2 separate regions of the Mus musculus genome follow, and region 2 is linked to region 1. A link is a loop called in an ENCODE intact Hi-C map of the cell type or tissue named here. Cell type or tissue: gastrocnemius. All regions are shown on one strand. Each heading gives the region's core, and the rest is flanking DNA. Links, peaks and the distances in the headings are about the cores only. Region 1 has its middle 65 kb from the start of Gm52302. Region 2 holds the start of Rftn1 (raftlin lipid raft linker 1).

Evidence for each region. A loop is a pair of places that touch in the nucleus more often than their neighbours do. Peaks named below come from ENCODE experiments on the same cell type or tissue, not always from the same donor. Only the 100,000 strongest peaks of a DNase experiment are listed, where the experiment ranks them.
Region 2: it touches region 1 in a loop (6-fold over the local background); 19 of 42 quality-filtered maps call a loop at or near these places.

What each region holds. Positions count from the first base shown.
Region 1 is chr17:49,967,650-49,970,567 of GRCm38, forward strand. No RefSeq gene overlaps it. Among named protein-coding and RNA genes, the nearest start is that of Gm52302, 65 kb to the right of the region's middle. In gastrocnemius, for the core only: a CTCF peak has its summit at 1,359 (motif pointing right); DNase peaks (open chromatin) are centred at 460 and 1,362; H3K27ac peaks cover 1,085 bases.
Region 2 is chr17:50,187,976-50,190,893 of GRCm38, forward strand. Rftn1 (raftlin lipid raft linker 1) reads right to left here and starts at 2,522. Exons shown (of 10, transcript NM_181397.2): 1 at 2,246-2,522. In gastrocnemius, for the core only: a CTCF peak has its summit at 1,473; DNase peaks (open chromatin) are centred at 1,504, 1,993 and 2,373; H3K4me3 peaks cover 2,500 bases; H3K27ac peaks cover 2,291 bases.

The DNA.
Region 1 (2,918 bases), core at 232-2,731:
GCTGTGCTCAGCCAAGGCCACACAACTGTGGAGTCTTGGCTGGTACACCCTCTCACACTCGCCAGACTCTGGGACCCAACTCTAAGTACATGTATGAATTACAATGGACACAGGTGGGCCTCTTACCACCAACCCCCCAAAAGAATCCTTCAGCATAGGTTAGAGATGTGCCCCGGGTGTGACATGCTTCTGTATAGGAGCCACCCAGAAGCAATCTTAGTCACTTCCCTACTACTTCTCCTGTGACCAAGGTTAAGTTCCCAGGCTATTCTCAGCCAGAGACCCACTGATTATCAACTAGCTTCTTGGTAAGGCCTGCTTTTGGCCTTTTCAGAATTCCTCCTTCTTCCTTGAGAGTGAGAAGGGCACGCTAGCGACATGTCTGTGTGGCTGCTATATTCTGGTGTGGCACTCCTGCCTGTCTCCCGTGGTGGTTCCATTGTTGTGGGCAAGGAGGCTTCATGGCTTTGGGCGTGGCTCCAGCTCCGGCTCTGGCTCCGGCTCCGGCTCAGATGCATATATGGGCTTACGAAGCTGTTGCTTGGAAGGGCAGCAGCCAGCGTTTGAGTGGTGAGTGAACATGTACAATGCTCCACTGTCTGAAGAGAAGCCTAAGAGCGATATGGAAAGAGAATAATCACCCCTGCCCTTGTCCACAGTGTCCGACATCCACAACCATGAACTGGGGCCCTTTCCCTTGATCACACCTAAGCAGCGCTGAGTTCCCTGGCTCTTCACTCAGACTTCCTCCCCCACCCCATGATCCATCCGTTCAAGCCCAGTTTTAAGCTCCACTTCTGGTAGGATTGGCTGTTTCCTTTGCCCATCTCCCTACTCCGAGGAGATTTTAACATAGACTTTAATTTCATTGATAACGTTCGCCCTGACTGGACGAGATTATTGAGGGCAGGAAGTAGGGTGTGTCTCCCACAAGCTCAACGGCACTGCCCACAGTAGGCAGGTGCTTCCTGTGGCCTTTGCACATTAGAGCAGGATGAGAGATCAGGACACAGAGTGTGGCATCACTGCTGGTCCACTATGTGCTGGGCACTGGTGCTGCATCGCTGGACTGGTCCCTGGTATGTTAATGACGGACAGGGATACGTTGTTGTACTACACACCTAGCCCCTCAGTCTGGAATGTACACAGTAGCCTCCAGAGTGCTAATCCTGCAAAGGATGCTATGAAGTTGTGTGTTTAAGATCAGTTCTTTCCTGGATAGGTATTTTTCAAGATGTGTGAGTTATGAATGTTTTCTTAAATTAACATGGTGCTTTTAATTCATGAATTTTTCTGTGCCTCGGTTTTTTTCTGAAGGTGGCTCTCCAGAAGCAGAAGATCTCTATCAGCATTAAGCAGCAGAGGGCACTGCAGCTAAGGAGATGAAGCAGCAGAAATAGCTACACATGGAAATAGTGGAGACTCTGTGAACCTCCTCACTGATAGCATACAACAACTATGTTAATGTAGTTGAACTACAGCCTATATATATATATATTTTTTTTTTACCTTATTTAATTTAAAATGAAAGACAAGCTAAAGATTTCATGGAAAAGAGTCAAGGAGCATTTTCTATCTCAGAGGATTTAAATTATTATTGCTTATTATTATTATATTAAATATACTATGTATAATATTATTATAATTATATATAACATTTTAACATAATTTGTTATAGTATATCATAATAATTATTATAAATATATTTTAATTACTATAATTAAAAGTTATAATTGCATATTTATATAAATTTTTGTTTATATAAATGCAAATGTAAATATAAGATATAGCTTATATTATATTAAATAATTAATATATAATTACATTAGTATATATTATTCATATTATATATATGCATATATATTCATTATAATGACCTTGAACTCCTGCTACCTGGGGATCTACCTTTCCAGTTGCTAGAAGCATAGGCTATGCCTCCACAGCTGGTTACATGCAGTGCAAGGGATGAAACCCAGGGTTTCATGTTTTCTGGGCAAGCACTCTATCAACTGAGCTATATCTCAGCAACAGCATAGTCCAACTCTATGACAGGTTCATCATCCCACAAAGAACCCCTGTAGGTTACCATCCATTTTCCATCCTCCTTTTTATACCTTTAAAGTTTTGTCCATTTTGAATATTTCATATAAATAAAGTCATGAAGTATATGCCATCGTTGTGGTTTCTTTAACTTAAGATGACTCCAGTGTTTTCAGGGTTGCAGCATGTATCATTTCTTTATTGCACTGTATGGATACACTATATTTTTGTTTGTCCATATAGATATTTAGTTTTACTTTTGAGCTGCTGTGATCATCAATTGATGCTCATGTTTTGGGGACTGTTTGTATGTGTTTGCCTATGTGCTGTACACGAGAGCACGTTTGTGGAGGCCAAATGTCAACATGGGTGATCCATTTTTACTTAACTTTTATACAGAATGTGAAGGAAGGGTCCACATGTATTGTTTTTTGTGTGGGTGCCTGCCGGATTTGGCATGACCGCCGAAGTGATGATGTGATACAGTTCCCACCCCTGGGGCAGAGACAGCATGATGTGGGTCTCCTTGAGTGCTGATAGGTAATCTAGTCATAAGGCTTGTTTGCATAATAAAGCACATGATTTACTTCATGTTCCTCTTTTTTGAGAATGTTCTCCCTACCAAGGTTAATGGCTCCATAATAATCACAAACAGTGTGATTCCAGGAAGCAAGAATGTTTCTGGGGATCCTCAGCAAAATGATGGTGCTGTGACCTTCAGGACAGCCCTTAAGGCTGTGGGAAATAACTCTGAAAACATGAGTTCAAGAATACATGAATCAGTGTGAGAACTGTTCTTTACAGGATTTAACAACTCTGCAAAATATAAGGATGCAATATGAATTGTATGAGGGTCTTCACAGACCTGAAAGAACAGG
Region 2 (2,918 bases), core at 161-2,660, 220 kb after region 1:
TTGCACAGTGCATACATATGTCAAAACAATGTGCAGACTATTCCACTGTTATGTGTGTGTTACTGAACACACATTGAACATGTGAGTTGAGACACTTATAAAGTAACCCTGTACTAAGACTGTAGCTTATTTTAAAATGCATAAAGCAGCACACTGGAGCGATGGATGGTGCCTAGGTGTGCACTAAAGTCAATCCAGCGAAATGTTAGAAAATCTAGGTATGGTGGGTCTTTGTTTTTGTAGCCTAGGCTAGCCTCTAACTCAATTTTCTCCAGCCTCCTCCACCTTCTGGATTCTGAGATTACAGGCGTATGCCACTGTGCCCTCCTAGGTATTTGTATGATCTCTGTTACAACTTTACTATATAATGTTTTGTTTTGTTTTAATGGGGGCTAGGTGTGGTGGTACATATAATCTCAGTGCTTGGAAGGAAGAATCAATGCAAGTTGGAGGCTAACCTGGTCTACATAGTGGTAGATCCAGACCAGTGAGGGCTACACAGGGAAACCTTGCCTCAACAACAACAATAAAAATCGAAAGTGGTATAGAAATATGGGAGTACCCCCTTCTTAGCCTACCAAGTTCACATTTGATAAGGCAGCCATGGCCACCCAGCCATGGGACCACCCAGCTCCATCTCTGACATAAGTGAAGCCTGGAGAAACTCTAGGCACTTTACAGGGATTCCCACCACTCAGCCTGCTTCCCCACATACAAAGCAGTCACTGAAATCAAGCCCCAAAAAACCCTGTTCCAGAGGCAGAGAAAAAAATTCACTGACTAGTAGCCCCAATTTATTCCTGCACCAAATCGATTAGCTAACTACGCAATCTGCCTCATTTGTCCCTTGTCCACGATGGGGGTCGGGGGGACGGGACAAAACGACACAGTGTCCTACCCCACTAATGGAGGCACAGGGAGGCTTCCCCAGCTTGAGGCTGCGATTGCTCGGACCTCATGAAACCTCTACAGAAGGCAGAAGAGTCTGCAAGCTCACTCTAGGTAACACTGCTTAACTGAGGTCAGAGCACAGCACCACACAGCTCGTTGTTTAACCCCTGAGGATGAGTGGCTGGTGACATCTGGTGTCACTTGAACTTCCTCAGAATCCAGCTGGTCAGAAGGTACAAATTAGGAATCCTGGCAGCCACGGGTATGCTGGGTTCAATGGCCCTACCCATGGGTTTGTAGGCCACTCACATTACACCCTGGGCTTCCTTCCTGGAAAAGGCTTATCCTGAGATGACACTCCATAGTAGCCGTTGGGAGACACCTGTTCTGACCTTAACACCACCACCCACTCCCACCCCACCTCCCTGCGCCCCTTCTGAAAACAGCTGTATGAACAGAGGGTCTGTTGCTGGGCAGTTAGGCAGCCACTCATATACAAAGATCTGTGCCAGATTCTTTTTAAAAAATAGTTTTTGTTTGTAAGCCCCTAAACAAACTCACTCACACCACCCACCGCCCACAGGGGGCAGCTGAGAGCCAGCAGCCAACAGGCATCAGGGAGCACGCGCGGGGCTAACCCTGCCCTCTGCGCGATTCTGGCCTCCAAAGACAGTGATGCCAGTAGACCTGGCGCACTCGCCTGACAGTCAGGCTTCTTTAAATACACACTCCCTCCTCCTCGCCCAGACCCCATGCCCATCCTGGTGTGCCCCATGCCTAGAAAAGTGTGTTACAACAAGGCAAGAAAAAAAATCCCCTTTTCAGAGGAGAAAAGCCCCATTTCTGGTGCCTGGGATTTAGCTCTCAGTATTTCCACCGAGTACCCTCCTGCCTGCTCTCAAGAGTCGCACACCTCTTCCCTGGGTCGAGCCCAGGTCTCCGGGTGCACGTGGGCGGTGGCAACTCCCATCTGCTCCGGGCCCAGTACCCACTAAGGCCCCGGGTCCTGACCCACCTGTAGCCTCCAAGCTCCCCTCCGCGTCCTTCTAGCAGACCTCCGCCTGCGAAGCCCAGGACCCCCAGCAGGCGACCTCTCACCCCAACGCTCTCTCGCTTGTTTGTTTTGCTTTTTTTCCCCCTCTTCATCGGGGGAAAAAAAGTTGGCCCAGAATCTGGCGTCCCATCGATCTGTCCCCATCCCCACGCGACCTGCACCAGGGGGCTCGCCTAACAGCTCCGGAGCCCCCGAGGTGCCACGAGGAGCTGTCGCCTGCTCACCCGGATCCCGGGCCAGCAGAGCCAGCGACCCAGGCCTCTGCGCGCCACCTCGCCGGCCCGCCGCACGCCCACCTACCTTAGGGGACCAGCAGCGGTGACCGTGGCGCGGGCGGAGACAGCGTGCTGTGTCCCGGGATGAAAGTTTGTGCCATGCAGAGCAGGGCGGCGCGCGGACGACGCGACCCCGGGGGTGGGGGCAGAGCGCGGGGCGCGGCCGCTCGCTTGTCGTCTGTCCCTCCGGCGCTGGCCGCACAGGTACCTCTCCAGAGCCAGTGGCCGCCGCGCTCCCGCTCGCTGCGCTCTGCGCCCTGCGCGCTCTGATTCCAGCCCCGCCGCCCCCACTCCACCCCGCGCCGCCGCCGCCGCCTCCGCCGCGCGTCCGCCCGCTACACTTCCTCTTCCTCTGAACTCATGTGCAAAATATGCTGTGCTGCATCTTCTTGGGGGAAGCCGAGCGGCCCCTGGCAGCCCCGCACGAGAGACCCGTCCGCCCCGTGCGTCGCCAGCGCCGCGCAACCGGGCTCTCCCTCCCCCTCCCCCTAACCCCACCTCTCTTTCCCAGGCTTGGGTTTTGGGACCTGCTTAGGAGAGCACCAAGGTGGCAGCCAAAATACTGGGAAGGCGACGGCCATCAACGTGCTGATTGATGGCTAGGGCGGGGAGGAGAGCTAGAAAGAGATCCATTCTGGACCCATTCCACAGGTGGGAACGTCCCCAGGCAGCTTCTGCTCCCAGGTTTATCTCTCCGA